Linked DNA regions of Homo sapiens: all the other regions are linked to region 1. Evidence: chromatin contacts called from ENCODE Hi-C or POLR2A ChIA-PET data. All regions are on one chromosome and are shown on one strand. The core of a region is the stretch at or near the end of the contact, and the rest is flanking DNA. Distances in the headings are between cores, read along the strand shown.

The links. Hi-C counts contacts between places; a loop is a spot of excess contacts on that map. ChIA-PET counts read pairs that join two places held with the same protein, here RNA polymerase II (POLR2A). Pooled maps may share reads with other maps.
Region 2: a loop to region 1 is called in a map of astrocyte of the cerebellum, with 2.9 times the contacts of the local background. The contact joins two enhancer-like sites. A Hi-C loop is called at or near these places in 1 of 168 maps with a recorded cell type or tissue (astrocyte of the cerebellum). POLR2A ChIA-PET finds 5 or more read pairs at or near these places in 3 of 52 experiments (AG04450, MCF 10A and RWPE1).
Region 3: a loop to region 1 is called in a map of astrocyte of the cerebellum, with 3 times the contacts of the local background. The contact joins two enhancer-like sites. A Hi-C loop is called at or near these places in 2 of 168 maps with a recorded cell type or tissue (astrocyte of the cerebellum and mammary epithelial cell), 1 of 37 single-sample maps with no recorded cell type and 8 of 50 pooled maps. POLR2A ChIA-PET finds 5 or more read pairs at or near these places in 2 of 52 experiments (H1 and WTC11).

What each region holds. Positions count from the first base shown.
Region 1 is chr2:205,799,620-205,804,134 of GRCh38, forward strand. All of the region lies in intron 3 of LOC105373847 (a long non-coding RNA gene), which reads right to left. Among named protein-coding and RNA genes, the nearest start is that of NRP2, 120 kb to the left of the region's middle. Within about 2 kb of position 1,377, at least 9 of the 41 ENCODE cell types and tissues checked have a DNase peak (open chromatin) inside an H3K27ac peak, as active enhancers do.
Region 2 is chr2:205,732,086-205,736,301 of GRCh38, forward strand. All of the region lies in intron 7 of NRP2 (neuropilin 2), which reads left to right. Among named protein-coding and RNA genes, the nearest start is that of NRP2, 52 kb to the left of the region's middle. RefSeq lists an enhancer at 2,380-2,674. Within about 2 kb of position 2,507, at least 10 of the 41 ENCODE cell types and tissues checked have a DNase peak (open chromatin) inside an H3K27ac peak, as active enhancers do.
Region 3 is chr2:205,890,936-205,895,015 of GRCh38, forward strand. No RefSeq gene overlaps it. Among named protein-coding and RNA genes, the nearest start is that of INO80D-AS1, 190 kb to the right of the region's middle. Within about 2 kb of position 1,361, at least 5 of the 41 ENCODE cell types and tissues checked have a DNase peak (open chromatin) inside an H3K27ac peak, as active enhancers do.

The DNA of each region.
Region 1 (4,515 bases), core at 127-2,626:
ATCTGGCCAGATGGGCTACTTTAACTCAGAGTCCTACCTGGTAGACTTCAGAGGCTGTGACCTGTACAAACTCTTCCTCCCTGGACATCACCAGGCCCTGCAACTTTAGATTGTTTGCTCCTTCCTTTGTGGTCAAACCCTTGATTGTCAATATCTCTGGTGGTTTCAGCATCTGTGATGGTGCTTCTCAAAGTGTGGTTCTTGGCCAGCAGTGTTAGCATCATTGGGGAACTTGTCAGAGGAGATGTATATGCTTAGGTTCCATCCCAGATCTACTGAATCAGAAGCTCTGGGGGTGGGGTCTAGGGATTTGTGCTTCAGCAAAGCCCACCAGGGGAATCTGCTGCTCTTTCAAATTTAAGAACCACTGATCCAGTAGAAATGAAAATGTTTGTATCCTCCTAAAATTCCTACATCAAAGCTTCAATCCCCATCACGATGGTATTAGACCGTGCGGTCTTTGGGAGGTGATTAAGTCATGAGCTGGGTCATTAGGTCCCACCCTCATGATGGGATTAGTGCCTTTAGTGGAAGAACTATCCTGGCCTCAGGTGACTGAGGTGATTGAGGACCTTTTCACCTATTGGTTATTGGATTCAAAACTACCTAGGTAGTACAATAAGTTCCCTGGCAAGGGGGAGGGAGACACTTCATTATGAACCTCCCTCCCCATGGAAGCTCTGAACCTGAGCCAAATTTGCCACCATCCTGGGGCTCTGTTTACCCTGAAAAGGAAATTTGTTTCGGTCTCTTATTTAAGAAATGTTTTTGAGCAGTTCCTGATTTTGTAAGCTCTTAGAGCTTCCACTCAGGGAGGGGACGGGAAGCAAACAGCCAAATGCAAGAACATGATCAACAAAGGAGAAGGGCTGGAGATGGGGCTGGGAAGGTAAAGGGCCAGGACACACTGCACCTTAAGGCCCCAGTGAGGAAGTGCTCTCTCTTCTGTATCATTCTTCTGCTCTTTTTAATTGATAAAAAAGGGCAGCCCCCACTACCACCCATTCCTCACTGACCAATAATGTCACCATAGTCAAATCTCTGCAATTTCCCTCTTTGACCCTCCTGTGATCTTACGATATCTTGTGTATCCTGGGATGCCTGCTTCTATTGTATTACTGACCCTAGCAACAATAACAGAGGTTAAAATGAAAACAAATTTCTTCTCTCCTTTAGTTGAGCTTTTGGGTATTTTTAAAGCCCTAATAAACTAATAATATCTCCTGGTCCCTAGCCAGCAAGTGTTTACATAAGACCTTTTTTTTTTTTTTTTCTAATCTACATCCTTCTGGAAATGTTTACATGAAACTCAGGGGAGGCAGGCTGGCCAGTGAAATGAGGTTGGAACAGAACCATGGTTGAAGAAAACAGGACCCATCTGGATGCAGAGGCCGCCTTTGCCCCTGTGACGTTGGTGGTGTTGATGGGGGTGTGGGAGGGAACCTGAAGAGGTTGAAAGATGACTCAATTTCAGTTCTCACAGCCTTCAGGCTCTAATCCCAGGCTGAGCTAAACAAAACTCTTGGGAAAAAGATCTCTCCACCGGGGGATAAAGGGTGTGAGATGGGGAGTGGGGTGGTGGGAGGGGGTGATGGTCAGAACAGCAAATGCAACCAGTGGTGGGGGCTGAGAGCTACCTCACCATCCACCCTAGGGGCTCACAGTAACTTAACAGTCATTCCCATCAACACAATGGGAAGAGTCCTGGAAGCTTACAGGTCGCCCCAGGCTGAGGCAAAGGCAGGGCTTGCCCCTGAATTCCTATCTCTCAGAACTCTTGAGCCACCTTCGCCTGCTGCCCACCCCATCTTCCAAGGCTGGTCCTCTTCCTTCCTGAGTTTTCTCAGTGACCCTCAGAGGCAGTTCCTGGTGGAAAGACAATGCCTCTCATGTTCTCTCTGGAGGCCCAAGCAAGAGACCTCCAAGGGAACTAAGAACCAGATTACTTCTGCAGCTCATCCAGAGAATAACACCTGTTTCCTCACCCTTCCTTGTCAGAAAACCCTATAGGACAAGTGTGTGTGCGTTTGTGTGTGTGTGTGTGTGTGTGTGTGTGTGTGTGTGTGTGAGTGCTGTTCCTGTCATCACAGTTTTACAAGTGCTGTAAGAAAAGGAGGCCTTCTCACTAAGAAAACATATCCCACCTGGCCACAGTGAGTCTGAGCCCTCCCTCAACCCCTCTCCTACACAGTGGCACCAGTGCAGGAGGGTGCCCTCTCTGCAGAGGACACAGCCCAGCCCAAGCAGGGCCCACACAGTGTTCAAACCCTGACCTGAGGCCCTGTCAGGCTCACGTGCACACTGAGGTGCCTAGGCCTCTGCAGAACGCCCTTCACCAGTGGAGAGGCAAAGCCCTGGGGTCTGGGCATTCAACATGTGAGGATTTGGGGTGCTTGGTTCTAGGTCCCTTAGCAAACCCCTCACTAGACCAGCAGGCCCTGGCAGCTGTGTTCAGGCATGGACCCTTCTTTACCCTTGAGACTCTAACAGCCTCCCCAGAAACAGTGCCGTTCAGTCTGCAAGGTGCAGGCTGCAGCCTCCACAGCCCCTCAGGCTTCTCAGAACTGTCTGCAGGGCCAGGATGCCGTGGTTTGGAGCATAGCCCCACTAATTAATCTCATCCTGAAGCCCTTGACTGCCTCCACTGGGAATTGAAGCACAGCCTTGCTGCACCTCCGCCTTGCCAAGCCTCAGGCAGAACTGCCCGACAGGGCCTTGACTCCAGAGAGGGTGGCAGGCGGCCTTTCTAGATTTGCCTTCTGTCTTCACCTTTTTTCCTCCTCTCACCCCTCATCTCATCTCGCCTTGAACATTCGTGTTTCTATTCCCAGCTGACTATTTTTAATGCCTGTGGGAGTTCGAAGAAAGCTTTGTAGGGTTTTGAAATCCCCCAGTGCTCCTTTCCCCTTGAATGTGGACATGACGAGGAGGCGGAGAGCACTGTCTCAGGGCTTGGGAGACCAGGGTTCAAGATTCGGTTCTGCCTCTGCCTGTGTGACCTTGGGAAGGCCACAACACATCTTGGCTTTCCCATCTGTAAAGTGGATGTTTGGGCTACATGGATTTTGAGCCCTCAGCTATGCTATGACATCCTAGTCCATGGGGTGGTTCTGGCTGGTTGTCTGTATGTGTGTTGCACAGCCCAGCAAGGCAAAGCTCTCCGGATGCTCCCTTCCCAACATTGTCTCAGGCTCCCTTCTGCACAGACGGTGGGGATGGCATCTTTGGGCTTGACTTGATGTTATCGTGGAGCTGGACCCCAATCCCAGCTCCCCAGAGGCAGAACTGCTCTTTTCCCCAGAGCCCTTCATTCCTGTCTACTGACATAGAAACTGACATGCATATTCATCCCCCATGACCTCTTGAGGGAAGAACTGATGTATCCATTCATTTATATAATAAGCCTATTTTAGATTAAATGCCTAAACTGTGCCTCGCTAGGTGCTAGGAGACATGATCAGCAAAACAACCTGGTTCTGTCTTCGGGGACTTACAGTCTGGAAACACACAAGTGAATCAGGAAACCACACAAATATAACGATATGGCAAGAGCTCCAAAGCAAAGTGCAGAGAGCTGCGCGTGTGTAAGCAGGGACCTGAGCATTGTGTCTTATGGGAGCTGAAATCCTAGGATGAGTCAGGTGAGCAGGGGGAGAAGGCAAAGATGCTGAAGCCAAAGGAAACTTGGCTAGAGCGAAGTAGGGGGTGAGGAGGAATGTCTCATTCACCTTTGCATCAGGATCCCCGGCTCACACCTGGCACCTACTGCCTGTGCATAAGTATTTGTTGAATGAATGAATGAATGACTTGTATAAATTCCCCTCTGACAGGCATCAAGCTGCCCAGTTTGTACAGACTAAAAGATAAGTGTTTTTGTTCTTGCTTCTTGCTACCTGTTCTTCACTGTAGTAGAAAATGTGCAAGTAACCTTCCAGGAGTCTGTATGGAGAGATTATGCCATAAGTTTCAGCATGGAAATGGGCACTATTAGTTTCTGCTTAAATATGATAATTTAGGCTAAATATAATATTCAGATTAAAATTCTGTTGAAACAGTTGGAAAGTTGCCAGATTTAGCACATAAAAATGTCCCACGCAGCCACAGTACAGCAGTTCCTCAAAATGTTAAACATAGAATTACCATATGATCCAACAATTCCACTTCTAGGTATATACACCAAAAATAATTGAAAGCAGGGACTGAAACAGATATCTGTGCACTGATATTCATAGACACATTATTCACAATAGCCAAAAGGTTGAAACAGCACAAATACCTATCAACAGATGAATGAACAAAATATGGTGTGCACATACAATGAAATATTATTCATCCTGAAAATGAATGACATTCTGATACATGTTACCACAGAGATGGACTTCGAAAATATCATGCTAAGTGGAATAAACCGACACAAAAGGACAAATATGATATGATTACACTTATAGAAAGTACCTAGAATAGGAAAATTTCTAGAGACAAAGAGTAGATTAGAAGTTACCATGGGCTGGGGAA
Region 2 (4,216 bases), core at 1,257-3,756, 66 kb before region 1:
GCTTCCTACATGTTCAGTCCAAGGACTGAGAGGTACACATTTTCCTGGAAAGCCTCCTCTTCAGTGAAGTTCTGCATGCAGGATGAGCCTGTACATGGCTTAACCCACTAGGCTCATTATTGTGGAGCTGGGCTTCACCACAGAATCATGAGGATGGAGAGTTGAAAGGAGTTGCCATTTGTTTGATTTGGCCACATCCCTTCAAAACAAATAAACACTCCACTTCAAAAATCCTCTATCCCATATTTATTTTCTAAATTAAAACAAATCATTTTTAAATCAGAGACTTGGGAGGAGAGAAAGAGTGGTGTCAGAAAACCAAACCCTCAAATCAGTTGGCTAACAGCTAGAGGCACGTGATGTCTATTTTCAGATCTTCTTAAACAGGGCACCGTGTGATCTTGGAAACATCTCTTAGTGGCTGCACGCCTCAGCGTTTCCACCCAGTCCAAATGGAATGGCGCTGCGGCTGCTATCGGCAAAGCACCTTGAGATCTGTAGATGGAAGGCTCTCCGCGGATATAATTAATGGAGTAGACCCACAAAGCTCTTCTTGAGCAGAAGCAAGTTATCAATTTAAAAAGTAAGAAGGCCCCATGGGATATTTATGGGCCTCTTTTAAAATCATAGGCCTGGAATGGACCATGATAAGTCATCCAGACCTTTCCCTGCATCTGATGGGGCCTGCATTGAGCTGCCTCAGATAAATGTCATCCATCCCAGCCTCACTGTTCTCTTAGGGATGCAATTATGCTTCTACTTGATCATTTAAGTTTTCAGGAAAAACCTTTTTTTTAAAAAAACCTCCTGGCAGATGATGGGCTTCCCCTTATTCCTTTTGTGGTAGTAATTTTGTTTGTTGAATATGAGATGAGGACAATACCTCACACTGTAATGGGCACCAGCCTTCAGAAGTCATGTTGCGTGTGCTCTGAAGGGGGCTGATACCCCTTCCAAGTTCAAGTCCCTCAGTTTATCTGACCCTCTCAATTATAATGGAGAAGGATCCAGTGCCCTAGGTAATTAAGTTTGTCCCTTATCCATTTGCCATGGGATGAGCTCAGACCTTTAGCCTCTCCACTTAGGAAGCTCAGGGGAAAATTTCATTATACAGAAGCTTGAACCTTTTCTCTATCAGGCTCCCGCGGCCAGCGTCACCCAGCTCCCGTGGGTGCTGAACTGTCTCCAGTAGCTGAGGCGCGCCTCCCTGGCGCTGATAGCCTTGATGTTAAACTCCAAGGCCCCGGCTGTGCACAGAGGCCAGTGACAAGGAGCACACAGAGGGGATGTGGAAGGGCGCTGTGATTCTGCTTGGGCTGTGGAATCATGTTCCTTGCCCCAACCCCAACTAATGTAGATGAGCACTGGAGTGAAGCCCTCACCTGGTAGATTGTCCTGCTCTCTGATGTCACCTTGTCCCTGCTCCGGTTTGCAGAGCCTCCACCTGAAGAGGCAGGCAGGTGGCAGAGGTCTCTGGAACCTCACTCCCTGTTCCCTCAATCTCTCCCCACCTGGGAGTTAAAGGCACCTCCTTAAGAAAACCCAAACATCTGTGTTAGGAGGTTTCCAGGGGTGGAGGGCCCACCCCACCCAGCTAGAATGTCCTAGAATGTCCGAGTTTCTCCTTCCCTCTTCCTAGGACATTGACTGTTCCCCCCAAGCCCGCTCATTGCTCTGATCCTGTGCTCCTCCCCCGCCTGCTCTTCTCCAGCCCCACCCCTGAGCTGCCCTCCTCCCCGCTCCTCCCTGATGCGTTCCTGTCTCAAATCCTGAAACCCTAATCCTGTTAGTATGCTGTGTTCCAGGCCTCAGCGTCTCGATGGGGGTAACATAATCCCGCAGTAAATCTAGCGGGCCCCGCAGGCCCACACAGATGGGGATGCGCACATCCCCGCCCCCCAGAACGCAGCCGCCCCTGTGCCTCTGTCTCCTCCTTCATGTAGGAAAGCTGCCTGATGACAAAAACAGCCCGAAAGTAAAGGAGGATGAGAGCAGAGGTCATCAGAGTCCTAAATGTGCATTTGGTTGTTAGACAGCTTCTTTGCCTACCGGCATCCCTACCTTCTCTTAATCTCTCTCTGTGTTTATATATATATATATATACATATATCTATGTAAAGTATACACGTGCACACACACACACACACATGCCTCTAACTCTATATCTGGCTAAGTTCCCACATCCACTAGAATGAAACAAGCTTTAAAACAAGTTTTTAAATTGTCTTTAAAGGGGAGTTTTAAAGGAGAAAGATCAGGACCATGATTCACAAACAACAAAAAAAGCCCATTGCCTTCATATCATTTCCCACCGCCCCCCCCCACCCCGCATCGCAACAGTTCCCTCCCCCTACTTGACTGTTTTGTGCAACAAATTAATTAAACAGGATGGCATTCATTGATTAGCAATTTATTTTTACGTGTAGACCCAATGGCTGGTTTCAGAGCAGATGCAAGGGAAGGGGGTGGGAGAGGGAGGACACACAGATCTGCAGTCAGGGTGAGCGGATGAGTCAGCACATTTGTTCCTGACACTAGTTTTAAAAACATGCTTCTGGCTTCCCCCAGCCTCTGTCCTGCATTCCTGCCACTTTTCTCTTCTGCCTGCTTTGTTTTCCCCCTTCTTGAGTGTCTGTGCCAAGTACATTGAAAGGGAGAACTTTGGAGGCAATGAAACATTTATTAGTGGAGAGAAATATTTATTTTAAAAAAGAAGAGGAACATCTCGTGCACAATGTCTACCCCAGGGCTCCAGCACTGCGCTGTCTTGGAAATATTTCCCTGCTTTCTTTGCAGTCCCTGGAGCTGGCTGACTTCAGATATTTACAGCAAAATAGAAGTAAACAGTAGTTCACACCATAGGTAATGAAGAGATGGGAGTGTGCAAGCTGAGTGCTGAAGCGCTACTCACATGAGAGGTGGTGCACGTGAAGAGAGACTGTTTTTGTACCCCAAAGGGCCCGCCTCATTTGGGAAGGGTGAAACAGCCAGCCGTGTCTCTCCTCCAAGGAGCTCAAAGACTTGGACAGAATCTTCATCTTAGGCCCCAGAGGCAGGCATGATGACAGGTAGCATCTACACTGTCCTGGGCACATGGGTATTGATAGCAAAGATGAATGGTATATAAGAAAAGGCTTTAGGCTGGGCAGAAAAATTCCTCTGCCTAGAGGCCTAGAAGGTAGGAAGGCTGCAAAGCTCACTGTCCTCAGCTATGTCAGTCACTGCATATTCTTCAAAGACAACTTAAGGAGGGGTCAGCAAAGAAGAGGTGACTGTGACTAGAAATGGGGTGGGAAGCAGAGAAAATGTTCTGAGATGGCCTCAGAAACCATCAGTAATGCGTTCTGGCTGGATGCTTCTTATTAGATTTTATATATATATATAATTATATATATAATGTATATTATAGAATATATTCTATATAATATATAGAATGAATATATTCTATAATATATATTACATTGAATTATATTGTCCATGCCTTGTGGACTCACAGGAATGGTCAAAATGCACTGATTTTCTTTGCCTGGGAGTGTAGATAACAACCAAACTGGGATGCTGGATAGCAGCTGATTTAATTGGCAGGTCCCCCACTCCCCTAGAGGTGCAAATCAGAAAATCCAGGAAATGCTGATGGTTTTCAGGTTCTGGGCTACTGAAAACAAATCAGAGGTCTCAAGAATCAATTGAAAAATGCTGGATTATATTCAGAATTCAGAGAGGCACCCAATAGATTATCCAGACCACTTTGTGCCCTGAATCGCTTTTTAAACTTGGTTTGCAGAGATGCACTTGAAGAAATCTTTATGTTCAACTTAGCTCTTTTTAAATACGCACACACATATATTTTTAATAATTACAACATAATCAACACTAGCATCAGAAAGCTAGGGTCACCTTGAACATACTTGTGATTTTCCTTTGGGTAGTAAACAACCATACTAAGATCTTTCTTTTAAAACAAATAAAAAGTGGGCCAGGCATGGTGGCTCACACCTGTAATCCCAGCACTTTGAGAGGTCAAGGCAGGTGTATCACTTGAGGTCAGGAGTTCAAGACCAGCCTGGCCAACGTGGTGAAACCCTGTCTCTACTAAAAATATAAAAATTAGCCAGGCTTGGTGGCGCATACCTGTAATCCCAGCTACTAGGGAGGCTGAGGCAGGAGAATTGCTTGAAACCGGGAGGCAGAGGTTGCAGTGAGCCAAGATTGTGCC
Region 3 (4,080 bases), core at 111-2,610, 91 kb after region 1:
AGTAATTTTTCACATTGGTGGAAGGTGGCATCTCCAAGACGGAATTCAATATTTAAATATGGGTTTTAAGGTCAAACTTAAGTTGTCCCATTTGCATCTGCCCTGAGGAGCCTCTGAAGCGGCTTCAGATGATAGAGGTCCGTGGGAATGCCATTCGTTGGCCTCCACAACAAGACAGTGTGAAGTGACTTTCACTGGCAACTCTGGGCCAAGAGTCTAATAGAACTGCATACACTCCTGGGAATTCACCTATTCAAGAAACACTTAAACGTGGGGACTGTAAGCAGTGTGAGATGCAAAGATGTGTAGGAAACTGTCCTCACCCTCACAGATCTTGCAGTAGAGCCTCCCAGCCTCACTTGAGGAGCAAAGTCAAGGCTCTGAGTTTCCATGACTTGGCCAAAGTTCACACACCAGGTCAACGACCACAGGGGACTCGACATCAGGGGTCTTTTTGTTGGTTTGCTTTTGAGACAGGGCCTCATCCTGTCACCCAGGCTGGAGTGCAGTGGTGCAGTCTTGGCTCACTGCATCCTCAACCTCCCTGACTCAAGCAATCCTCCCTCCTCAGCCTCCAAATAGCTGGGACTATAGGCTCATGTCAGCAAGCCTATAGTCCCAAAATTTTTTAATGTTTTCTAGAAACAGGGTCTCACTACATTGCCCAGGCTGGTCTTGAACTTCTGGGCTCCAGCAATCCTCCTACCTCAGCCTCCCTAAGTCCTAGGATTACAGACACTGCCCCTGGCCAAAATCAAGTTTATTAACTACCATTCTTTTTTCTCTACACCATATGCTTCCTTAGTTAATGTAATCTTCAGCTGAATTTCTTTCTTAGTTTTGTGTTGTGTTACCTTTTTCTTCCCAACAACAAGGCAATGTGGGGCCACCCCAGATAACAAAAGGGAACTGGTAGGGAAGAACAGCACGCACCCAGGGAGCAGGTGCCAGCTGCCCGTAACCAGAGGCCTCAGACGAGGGAAGAGAACCCAGCACTTTTTAAAATTATGTAAATGATGAAAGCCACCTTTTGCTACATCCTTTCCATCAGACTCTTAGTGCATTTGAGGCTTTGATTAACGAGGCTATATCCAAGAATGATATTCATGTTACCCAATAAAGACACCATGGGGTTCTTCTGGGCCCAATTTTGGCAACTTGCTCAATATTCAAGCTGGGTTTTTTCTTTTCCTTGTATCTTATCGACCAGGTACAAAAGGATGTTGTTTAAATGAGAAAATCTCTTCCTTCGCGTACTGTTCTAAACTCAGTGGGTTCTCTTTGCAGCCAGGTGAGAAAAAGTTGCAATTTCAATGCAGAGAGCCCTTCTGAATGCCTGCGGCCTGGGAGGTATAATGAACAAGCTTCAGTCTTGGATCGGTTCCCAGACCCACAACGCGAGAACGCTGTGGTGTCTAAACAGAAGTCCCTGGCTTTCTTTCAGTCCCAAGTCTTACTAGGTTTGACGCTTCTTTATTATGTTTTGTTCTGCATCTCTAAGTCCCCCTTCTAAAGCATAATGCTGCAAACATGGGGTCTGCACGCCCAAGAGCATTGTCCCTTGGTTACCATGGTAACCCAAGCGCATCCACCAAGCACTTTACTCCAAAGGAAATAGCGAGCTTGGGCTATGAGCTTGCACCTTGCACACACACACACCCCAGTCAGTGAATATCCCCCAGAGGGTTTCTGTTTCTGCGCCAGAGTTGGCAAAAGCCAAAGGGGCCAGCGCAACTGTGTTTTATCGACTTTATTAAAATAACTGGGATACACATTCAACCACTAATTATTATTGTTTCACCTGTGCCAGGAGGGGACCTGCTGGCGCTTGACAAATGGGCTGAGAGGCTGTCGAGTTTCATTCCGGCATTGGTGGGTAACAGATGCCGAAATGTGGTTTCGTAATAGCGGAATAGGACTTTGTACTTTTACAGTACTTTTTATCAGTGAATCTCAAAGGCTCCCTCATTAGTCCCCGTGGCCCCCTGGAAAGGAGGTGAGTGGCGATTGGGTCCCCCGAGGCGGCAAGCCCAAGGCAAGAGGAGGCCTCGGGCTAGTTGCCTAGACTTAAACAGGACACAGAAGCACAAACAGGCCATTGGAGCCCCAGTCTGATGAAGCTGCTCTAATCGTGTAATTACCCTGCAATCATGCCCATCATTTGCATTTTTAATTCCACTCATTAAACGTGCGGCTTCTGTTTGGGGAGACTTGTCTCCACACATCTCAACCGTCTGAATGCCTGTGGCTGGCCTTTTTATGCAGTAACCAGGCATCCTGATAGACAGGTTGGGGGAAACATTTACTTGGTCCCACCATAAAAGAGCACACGAGTTACCTAAGCAGAATGGCACAGGGTCAGCAGTGGCTGAGAAATGGTTACTTTACGGGAACACAAAACGAAGTCAGTTCTGAAAGTCCCCATGCCCAAGATTGAGAAACTTCAGTAAATCCTAAGTCATCTAAAAACTTCCTCCCCACCCCAAACTACATCTCAAAGTGTTAAAAGTGAGCGGAGTCTTGGATAATATCTAAATCCAACACCCCCATTTTTGGATGAGAAAATTGAGCCCGAGAGGCATTTCTCGATTAACTTTCAAGCCCCACAGCTGGTCAGTGGCAGAGGGGATCCCAGAGCTCAAATGGTTCACCCTCCCTATCTACATTAACCACAAGGTGCTATGAGAAACTTACGTGGAAACATTTCTACAGGTGCATTGCCCTTGAATATCAGCAACATACGCTCCTTCTGAACAGGGATTTTGTCTGTTTTTTTCTCAGCTGTATCCCAGAAAAGAGAACCTAGCACATAATGAATCCCCTATAAGTTTTTGTTGATGATTGGACATCTGCACGGATCCTACTCAACACAGGTCAAGAAAGAGAATAATAAGGCCGGGCTTGGTGGCTCACGCCTGTAATCCCAGCACTTTGGCAGACCAAGGCAGGTGGATCACCTGAGGTCAGGAATTCGAAACCAGCCTGGCCAACATGGTAAAACCTGTCTGTACTAAAAATACAAAAATTAGCTGGGTGGGGTGGTGCATGCCTCTAATCCCAGCTACTCGGGAGGCTGAGGCAGGAGAATCACTAGAACACCTGAGGCAGAGGTTGCAGTGAGCCGAGATCACACCACTGCACTCCAGCCTAGGCACAGAGAGACCAAGAGAGAGAGACTAATAGACAAGGAACCAGAAAAGCATATTTTCCCCCATTTAAGATTCAGTTCAAATGTCACCTCCTCAGAGAGGCCTTTTCTGATCCCCTTGTTCATTGTTTACCTCCCTCACCCTAGTCATTCCTTTTCATTTGGTTCCATTTCATTCCTGTTTTGTTTTCATTATAGCAGTTATAAATATTTAAAGTGACCTCATTTATTTTACAACTATCTCCTCACTTCGATAGAAGCACCATAAAGTCAAGAATTTTTTTCAGTCCATGAATAGACAATTCTCAAAGGAAGATATACAAATGGCCAACAAACATATAAAAAAAAATGCTCATCATCACTAATGATCGGGGAAATGCAAACCAAAACCACAATGTGATACCACCTTACTCCTGCAAGAATGGCCATAATCAAAAAATCAAAAAATAATGTTAGCATGGATGCAGTGAAAAGGGACACTTCTACACTGCCGGTGGGAATGTAAACTAGTACAACCTCTATGGAAAAACAGTATGGAGATTCCTTAAAGAACTAAAAGTAGATTTACCATTTGATCCAGCAATCCCACTACTGGGTATCTACCCAGAGGAAAAGAAGTCATTATACGAAAAAAATACTTGCACACGCATGTTCATAGCAGCACAATTCGCAACTGCAAAAATGTAGAACCAACCCAAATACCCATCAATCAATGAGTGGATAAAGAAACTGTGGTATATATATGCAATGGAATACTACTCAGCCATAAAAAGGAATGAATTAATGAAATTTGCAGAAACTTAGATGGGATTGGAGACTATTATTCCAAGTGAGGTAACTGAAGAATGGAAAACCAAACATTGTATGTTCTCACTTATAAGTGGGAGCTAAGCTATGAGGATGCAAAGGCATAAGAATGACACAATGGACAC